2 separate regions of the Homo sapiens genome follow, and region 1 is linked to region 2. A link is a contact called in ENCODE Hi-C or POLR2A ChIA-PET data. All regions are on one chromosome and are shown on one strand. The core of a region is the stretch at or near the end of the contact, and the rest is flanking DNA. Distances in the headings are between cores, read along the strand shown. Region 1 overlaps SLC9A8 (solute carrier family 9 member A8). Region 2 overlaps PTGIS (prostaglandin I2 synthase).

Region 1 (4,413 bases), core at 490-2,989, 330 kb after region 2:
TCTTTTGTGTCTCCTCTCTTTCAGTTACGTTTTTGAGAGACATCCGTGTTTTTGCGTGTGGCAGTAGTTTATCGTTCTTATTGCACCACAGTTTGTCTGTTCATCATTTGAAGGGCATTTGGGGTTTTCCAGATTTGGGCTAAGAACAGTGTGCATGTGTTTTCATTTATCTTGGGTAAATACCTAGGATTAAGGCTGCTAGGTCATATGGTAAGTACATTTTTACTTTTTTAGAAACTGCCTAGTGTTTTTCGAAGTGACTGTATCATTTTACATTCCTCAGAATGTATGAGAGAGTGCCAGTTGCTTCATATTGCCACCACACTTATTTTAATTTAAAAAAGTTTAGCTGTCCTGATAGGTGTGTAGCAACTGCATTTAGATGTGCTTTGGTGTGGTTATTTTTATATTCGCCTTGGGTTCATTGAGTTTTTTGGGTTTATAGTTTATATGAGTTTATAGCTTTCATCAAATTTGGTAAGCTTTTGCCCATTTCTTTATCAATATTTTTTTGTTCCGCCTTCCTCTTCCCCTTGAGACTTCAGTTTACTCCAGTTATGAGAGGTAGCATGCTATTGGCCCACAATATGCTTTGCCTTTTTTTCTTTTTTTCCCTATGTGCTTAATTTTGGTTATTTCCTGTTGCCGTATCTTCAAAGTCACTGATCTTCTGCCATGTGGAATCTCCTGCTAATCCTACCCAGCGTATTTCTCATTTACATATTTTATAATTCATCTACAGCAGATCCCTTTAGGTTATTTTCATTTCTTCCATTTCTCTCTTCATCATGTTCATGTTTTCTTCTATATTCTGGAGCATATGAAACATAGAAATTTCTGATAGCTGTTTTAATGTCCTTGTTTGCTAATTCCGTCATCTCTGTCAACTGTAGGTCTGTTTTGTTGTTGATTTTTCTTGTGCTTATAGGTCACATTTTCTTGCTCTTTGCTTGTTATTAAGTTTTGATTGGATGTCAGTCATTGTGAAGTTTTATGTTGTTGAGCACAAGATTTTATTGTATTCCTTTACGGAGTTCTGGACTTTTCTTTTAAAAACAATTTTTTTTGTGTGTGTGTGTTATTTCTGGACTTTTCTTCTGGCACGTATCTAAGTCTCTTGACATCAGTTTAATCCTTCTTGAGGCTTACATTTAAACTTTTTTAGGGCTGGTGCAGAGTAGCAGGGCCCTAACTAAGGTGTCTCAGGTACCGTGAGCTCACTCCACTCTGGCTGGTGGGAACGCAAACTATTCCCACCCATGTCAGCTTCTGGAATTGTTCAGCCTACTTCTTTTTAATGGTTCTTTCCCCAGCTTCTTGTTTCATCCGACATATTTACTGATCAGTATCAGTCAAAGACTCAAGGGGACTTTACAGTAGATGTCCAAGAGCTCTCTTTCTGTGCAGCTTCCCCGACTCAACAGGACAGCCCTCTTAAAGCCTCAGCCTCAGGCAGTCAGCTCAGCAGGGGGCCTAGGGAAAGAGTGGCCACCTTTGTCTCCCTTCCGGCAGGAATCACAGTCCTACCCTATCTTTTGTCCCATGTCAGAAAATAGTTTTGTTTCATATCTTGTATCAGGTTTTCTAGTTATGTAGAGCAGGACAGTGTTCTGTGTAGCAGTAATTTCTTCAGACGCAAAGCTGAAGGCCCAGTGGTCTCTAGTGACTCAGTTGACAGAACTTTTCTACCCAGTCGCTATCCGGAGTCACACTTGGGTGCTGCATGAGCAGCACAAGGAGGAAGCAGAGTGGACTCACCATTTTCAGGGTTTTGTTTTTCATCGCAGACCAGTTCACCAGGGTAATTCCATCCTGGTGTCTGCCATGAGGTTCCCTTTCTTTACTGAATGTTGGCACTTACAAAAACGTTACCTGTGAGTCATTCGGCTCTAGCCTAGCTATTTTTACATCTGTTTTTCTAAATTGTTCCTCTACCCCCTTGAGAAGATCATTGAGTACCTGTTGGCAAAGATGTGTTTCATGCATCTGTTTGGAATCTGTGATTAAAATAAGGGAGTGTTTTTCTTACCTTCTTTTCAGACTGGCAGTGTTTCCTGTTGAGAGGGGTTTCATTTCCTTAGGGACCTTGCTCCACACACAGCAGTGCAAGCCAGGAACACCAGATCTGCCTCTGGGTGAGGGAACCTGCTCTGTCCGCACTTTGCCTTTTGGGTATTTGTCACGCAGGGTTTTCAGAGAGGGGCAGGATGGCCCTGTGTGGTGTGTGGACGCCCCACATTGCACTGTGAAAGCACAGATGGAAAGGGTGGTTTCTGCTGTCTTCACCTTCCTTTGTGTGCTCCCCTTTTCCTGACTATCACAAAGGACTGATCTCAAGTGGTTCCCAAGACCATGGAGCAGGACATTCTCTTCCTAGGAAGTGGGAATTATTTACCTAAATCCACATGTAGGGAACACAGTTGCTAAGGACTGGGGCTGGATAACAGACAGACTTGGATTTGAATCCCAGCTCCACCTCTTATTGGCTGTGTAACCTCAGATTACAGACTTAACCACCCCATGCTCTACTTCCTCATTATAAAATAGACAAAAGGGCCAGCCTGACGCCTTTGCTGAGGAGTGGGGAGCGATGCAAGTGAGAGTCCTGATGGGGCATCTGTGCCACTGCTGGGGTGGCCAGAAGTCCTGGTTTGCCCTCTGTCTCAATATGATGAATTAATAATATCCCCGTTTATTCTAAAAAATGTCCTGGTATCCACAGCAAATCAAACAGTCTCCCTAATTATAACTCAGCAAGCGTTAGCTATTCTCAGAATATTTGTTCTGACTGTATCCATGTTAACTATTTTTATTGTTCAGTCAAGCCAGTTTTGAGGGCCACTTTGGCCTCTGACACTAAAGATTCAAAGATGAATAGACCCCACTTAGGCAGAGCAGTTAGCGAACACTGGGCTTGCAGGGGATGGGAGAGAGTGACACTCTGTCAAGGTGAGTCACAGAGGAGGGGACTTTGGGCTTGAAGGATGAGTTTGCAAGATTAATCATGAGATAACACTTTCTTTCTTTCTTTCTTTCTTTTTGAGGCAGAGTTTCGCTCTGTAGCCCAGTCTGGAGTGCAGTGGTGCCATCTCGGCTCACTGCGACCTCTGCCTCCCAGGTTCAAGCAATTCTCTGCCTCAGCCTTCCGAGTAGCTGGGATTACAGGTGCCCACCACCACGCCCGACTAATTTTTTTTTTGTATTTTTAGTAGAGACAGGGTTTCACCATCTTGGCCAGGCTGATCTTGAACTCCTGACCTCGTGATCTGTCCGCCTCGGCCTCCCAAAGTGCTGGGATTACAGGCGTGAGCCACCGCGCCCGGCCAACATAACACTTTCTTAAGATGTTGGCATGGGCCAGGCGCAGTGGCTCACACCTATAATCCCAGCACTTTGGGAGGCCAAGGCAGGTGGATCACGAGGTCAAGAGATCAAAACCATTCTGGCTAATATGGTGAAACCCCATCTCTACTAAAAATACAAAATATTATCTGGGCATGGTGGCACGTGCTGGTAGTCCCAGCTACTCGGCAGGCTGAGGCAGGAGAATTGCTTGAACCAGGGAAGCAGAGGTTGCAGTGAGCCGAGATCCTGCCACTGCACTCTAGCCTGGCGACAGAGCAAGACTCCATCTCAAAAAAAAAAATAAAATAAAAATAAAAAGATACTGGCATGAAGTTGGCCAAAGATAGAATGTATGGTGCAGTGCTCTTCTGCACAGATATCTAAGGAATTCCATTGCAGCACTGCTTGGGAGAGAAAAACTGGAAGGAACTATATGTTCATCAGTAATGGAAAAGATCAAATTCCAGTCCATTTGCACTATGGAATCCTGTGCAGCTACTTAAAAAATGAACTTGACCTGTCTGTACTGCCATGGAAAGAATTTGACATATTGTTAAATTTTTTAAAAGTAAGTTGAAAAATCAAACTCTCGCCCATTCAAGAAATACTTATTAAATGTCCACCCTATGCTGAGAACTATCCTTGCTGTTGGGGCTACATTTATAAACAACACAAGATCAGTTTCCTTTTCTTGCAGAAGAAAGCCAGAATTTAAGCAAACCCATACAACAATTCCAGGTGGCAAGAAATGACAAGAAGAGAAATTAAAGCCATGTGACAGAGAGTGGCATGTGGTAGAGAATGGATGGGATCTCAGGCAGTCAGGGAGGTCTCCCCTGGAGGTGGCACTGGAGCCCAGACCTGTGTGGCGAGAGGAGCCAGCCCAGGGACGCTCTAGGGAAGGAGGGTTTTGGCAGCAGGAACTGCAGGAGCCAGGGGTCTGAAGATAGATGTGCGGGAGTGTGGCATGCTCCAGGAAGAGAAGGAAGACCAGTGTGGCCAGGACGCTGCCTCACAGGTTCTGCAGGCCTGAGAAGGAGCTGGGTTTCTAGTATATGCACCACGACA
Region 2 (4,232 bases), core at 1,444-3,943:
TTCTATATGGCTTGAATTTTTTATAATCAGCACGAACTACTTGTAAAAACTTTTAAAGCAACTCAAACCTTAAAACACAAAAAGGAACACACACACACACAGAGATTCTCCAGCCCCACTCTAAATGTGCTGAATCAGAATTTCCACCAGGAACCCAAGCTCTGGTCCAAGCCCTGGCTCCCCACCATTGCGCTCTTGCATACCCCCAGTGATGGGGATCTTACTGCCTCCCTGGGCATTGGATGTCTTTCTGCCTGTGTTGCCTCTGGTCCTCTACCTTGAATTGGGCTCCCCCTCTGGGTCTTTCCATCCTCCCCCCCACCCACTGGGGCCCCCATGGTGCTTACCCACTGACAGGGAGCCACGGGCCAGTTTGGGGAGCAGCCGGTCGAGCTGGCGAAAGGTGTGGAAGACATCAGCTGAGTGGACGCGGTCCTGGGCCTGGCTTTCATGGGTGCGTGGCAGCGCCTCAATTCCGTAAAGAGTCAGGTAGCCGGCTCTGGGGGCGGCAGACAGAGGGTCAGGGGTCCTCCTGGGACACTCATGTGTGGCCACAGCTACTCACAAGAGCTTCATTCATACACCCAGTGAGCAACTACTAATCCTACTGTGCGCCAAAGACCATTCTGGGCACTGAACAGTCGGCAGTGAAAAAAACAAAAATCCCTGTCCTCAAGGAGCTGACCTCTCAGCACAGGGAGACAGACAACAGACGAGAGGATGAGTAAAATGAATAATGCGCCAGCTGGTGCCCCGCGGCACTGTCAGACACAAAGCTGGGTAGCAGGATGGGAGGGCGGGGGCTGTGGTGTCAGGTGCCAGGTGAGGGAGGGGCTGGTGTCAAGCTGACAGCTGAAGGCTGAGAAGGAGTCAGCCATGGGCAGAGCAGAGGGAGGGGTAGGAAGCAGAGCAAGCACCAGGTGTGATGTCCTGGGGCAGGAGGGAGCCCGGTGCTGGGGAGCAGCAAGGAGGCTGATGAGGCTGCAGCAGAGAGCTCGAGGGGACGGTGCTGAGATGGGGGCACAGAGAAGGGGAGGAGATGCCTGCTCCCAGGGAGGGATTCAGGGAAGACTTCCTAGAGAAGGGAGGGTCTGAGCTGAGATCTGCAGGATGATCGGGGGAAGCAGAAGAGGAACGTGTTCAGGCAACAGGCACAGCCTGTGCAAAGGCCCAGAGCTGAGAGTGCAACCGTGCCTGGTGGGAGAGGTGCCAGCTGTGGCTGGTGCAGGCACTGGAGCCGGGGTGTGAGGCAGAGGATGGGAGGGCCTGGGCTGTCAGGGCTGGCCACGCAAGGCAGGCATTTGCAGCAGTGAGAAGGTTGTGCTTGATCTGAGGGGCTCTGGGAGGCCCGAGAAGGAGGTCAGGGCCTGGTCAAGTGTGAAAAAGGGTAAGACATGGGAGCTAGCATGAGCTCTCATGTGCTCTCACTGAGGCACACTTACGCACACGCACACGCACACACACAGGACCACGCTCAGAGGACGCGCCTTCACCTCCAGCCCCCTTTAAATGCCCCAGGAGTCCAGCCCCAGCCCAGCGGGCTGACCTCAGTCCTGGGAGGGAAACTGCAGGCTTTCATTTTGTCATCTCTGCCTCAGCAGAGAGTCACAACAAAGAGACGCAACCAAAGCCCCGGGGCCTCACCCTCTCACCCTCCCCTTGAGCTCCTGGATCCCTGTGCAGACAAAGACCAGAGACCAGGATCTCTCAGGAGAGGGGTTTTCCCAGATGAAGAGAGAATGGAAGCAGGAATGAGGGTAGGTGGGGGCCGAGAGAGGCCTGCGTGGTCCCTGCTCTGTCCCTCACCTGCACAGTGGTGGCAGAAGTTGTAAAGGTGCAGCCCACACACTGGATTCAGTCCACAAATGTGTTTTATCAAGGGAGTTCCTAAAAACAAACTAAAGCTTCCTTCAAACATTTGGGGAAACTCACACAAAATCCGGATTTCCTGCTCATCTCATCTTGAAAAAGGAATCTGGCTGACCTGCGGTCCCACCTGGAAACCTAGCAGGAGCAGAGTTGCAGCCGCCCCTTTTAGACAGACACGTGCTTGCCAGGCCACTGCGGTACTCCCAAGGCCCTGTGGTCTCGGTGACACTGCAGTTGACACTGGTCATCATTTATCATCACACTTGCACTGTTGTTTTTTGCTAACTCAGAGAACCATTTCCCGGTACATATATTTCTACCAAAACAGGCAATGAAAAATAAACCAAAAAAGTAAACCGGCCGGGAGAGGTGGCTCACGCCTGTAATCCTAGCACTTTGGGATGCCGAGGTGGTTATATCACCTGAGGTCAGGAGTTCGAGACCAGCTTGGCCAACATGGTGAAACCCCCTCTCTACTAAAAATACAAAAATTAGCTGGGCATGGTGGCGGCACCTGTAGTCCCAGCTACTCAGGAGGCTGAGGCGAGAGAATCGCTTGAATCTGGGAGGCGGAGGTTGCAGCGAGCAGAGATCGCGCCATTATTGCACTCCAGCCTGGGCGAAAGAGCGAAACTTTGTCTTTAAAATAAAATAAAATAAAATGAAGGAAAAGAAAACAAAAAGAAAAAGTAAACCCAGAGGACCACAAGGTTTTGCTCTGTGGAAGCGAAGCCGGCAGCTCCATATCAAAAGAGCACGGCTGAAGACAGGATAATCCCATATGTAAATACACACACGACCCACAGGCGGCGCTAGAGCCACAAAGAAAAATAAAGCTGAACCAAGCTGGGTCACAGGAGGGAGCCATCACGAAAATGGGACTCAAGAAAGACCTCTCTGAGCAGGTGGCGCTCGCGATAAGGCTTAAACGAAGTGGGGTGGGAGCCACGCAGACCTGTGGGGAACAGCATTCCCAGGCAAGGGAACAGAAATAGCAAAGGCCACAAAGAGAGAGCGTGCCTGACCTGCTCAAGGGGCAGCAGAGAGGTAGGTGGGAGGAGGGGAGGCCAGGGCTACAAGGTGAGGACAGAGGAGAACTTTGGGTGTGACTCAGTGAGGCCAGGGCCAACACAGGCCAGGCTGGTGGGTGTAAGAGGTGGCACCTCACAGTTCGGGCTGCCTGAACCGGCACCCCTTTCACCTCTGTGTCCCTCCCATCCAACTGGCCCATTCTCTTTGTATTTCAGGGGCTGCTGATTGATGGCAGTGGAAAGGCCTACAGCTGCCAAGCCAGGGGGCAGGAGCTCCAGCCCAGGCCTCAGGCCCTGAAGACACAGTTACCGGGTTACAGGTATGGATTTACGTCTGATTCCCCCTGAGCTGATTCCCCTGTGCCTGCCGCTGTACCATGGAGCCTAGCCAGACCCAGCTGCCCCTGAGCCTGCCTCTCCCCAGCCTATCTCTCTCTGACTTCTTTGTCTGCACAGGGACCCAGGAGCCAGGAGACCTGGGAGGATCACTACTGTGAACTTGCTGGGTGGTTTCAGCTGGCCCTCTCTGGACCTCAGTCCCCATCATACAATGCAGGGTGGACCAGACCAGCATCACCCACACCAATTACAGCCCTTGACACTGTTTGCACCACCCCAGGGCAAAACAAAAAGAATGGGGACTGTTCGTGTGCTGAGAGCTGTGGCTGAGAGTGCAGACTCTGGGACCAGCCCTGTCCTGACCCCAACACAGGCCTCTGGGCAAATGACTCAGGCTCTCCAGGTCTCAGTTTTCTCATCTGTCAAATGGAATATGTAAAGTCCTAGCCTCCTAGAGCGATTGTGAGCATTAAAAGAGCTGAGACACGCCGAGTCTACACATATGCACACACATATCATAAATATACCCACATGCCCATATGTGTCAACGAATGACTGCCCTTTATCCTAGAACTATGTTGCTCTAATTTCTTGGAGGGGTTGAAATGTCCTTTTTTAAATTAAATTTAAATTAAATTAAATTCTGGTTGGTTAAGGGCATCACTAAAATCAGGGAGCTGTCCTTAACACCACTCTATCCCTCTCACTCACGCCCACGCTCCCCCATCCCCACCGCTGCCCCAGTCAAATCTTCCGGCAGAGCCAGTGAACTCTATCTCCAAAAGCTACCCAAATTCTCACCACCTCCCTGGGCCACCACCATTCTCTCACCTTGGTGACACCTGGCAGCCTCCTGCTAGGTCCTCCTGCCTCCCTCTCCACCCCTCCTTACCCCTACAGTCCATCCTCCATCCAGCAGCCAGAGGGGGCTTTCAAACTAAGTTAGATCATGTCCTGCCCCTGTGCAAACCCCTGATGTCACCCGATCTTACT

What was found. A loop is a pair of places that touch in the nucleus more often than their neighbours do. ChIA-PET counts read pairs that join two places held with the same protein, here RNA polymerase II (POLR2A). Pooled maps may share reads with other maps.
Region 1: a pooled map shows a loop between it and region 2 (2.8-fold over the local background). The contact joins two enhancer-like sites. A Hi-C loop is called at or near these places in 14 of 168 maps with a recorded cell type or tissue (GM11168, Right ventricle myocardium inferior, adrenal gland and 7 more) and 6 of 50 pooled maps. POLR2A ChIA-PET finds 5 or more read pairs at or near these places in 4 of 52 experiments (BJ, GM10248, WTC11 and 1 more).

What each region holds. Positions count from the first base shown.
Region 1 is chr20:49,866,197-49,870,609 of GRCh38, forward strand. All of the region lies in intron 10 of SLC9A8 (solute carrier family 9 member A8), which reads left to right. Among named protein-coding and RNA genes, the nearest start is that of MIR12122, 4.5 kb to the left of the region's middle. RefSeq lists enhancers at 1,554-1,663, 1,904-1,953. Within about 2 kb of position 1,740, at least 2 of the 41 ENCODE cell types and tissues checked have a DNase peak (open chromatin) inside an H3K27ac peak, as active enhancers do.
Region 2 is chr20:49,539,223-49,543,454 of GRCh38, forward strand. It overlaps PTGIS (prostaglandin I2 synthase), which reads right to left. Exons shown (of 10, transcript NM_000961.4): 5 at 348-499. Among named protein-coding and RNA genes, the nearest start is that of PTGIS, 27 kb to the right of the region's middle. RefSeq lists an enhancer at 2,579-2,628 and a silencer at 3,084-3,360. Within about 2 kb of position 2,694, at least 3 of the 41 ENCODE cell types and tissues checked have a DNase peak (open chromatin) inside an H3K27ac peak, as active enhancers do.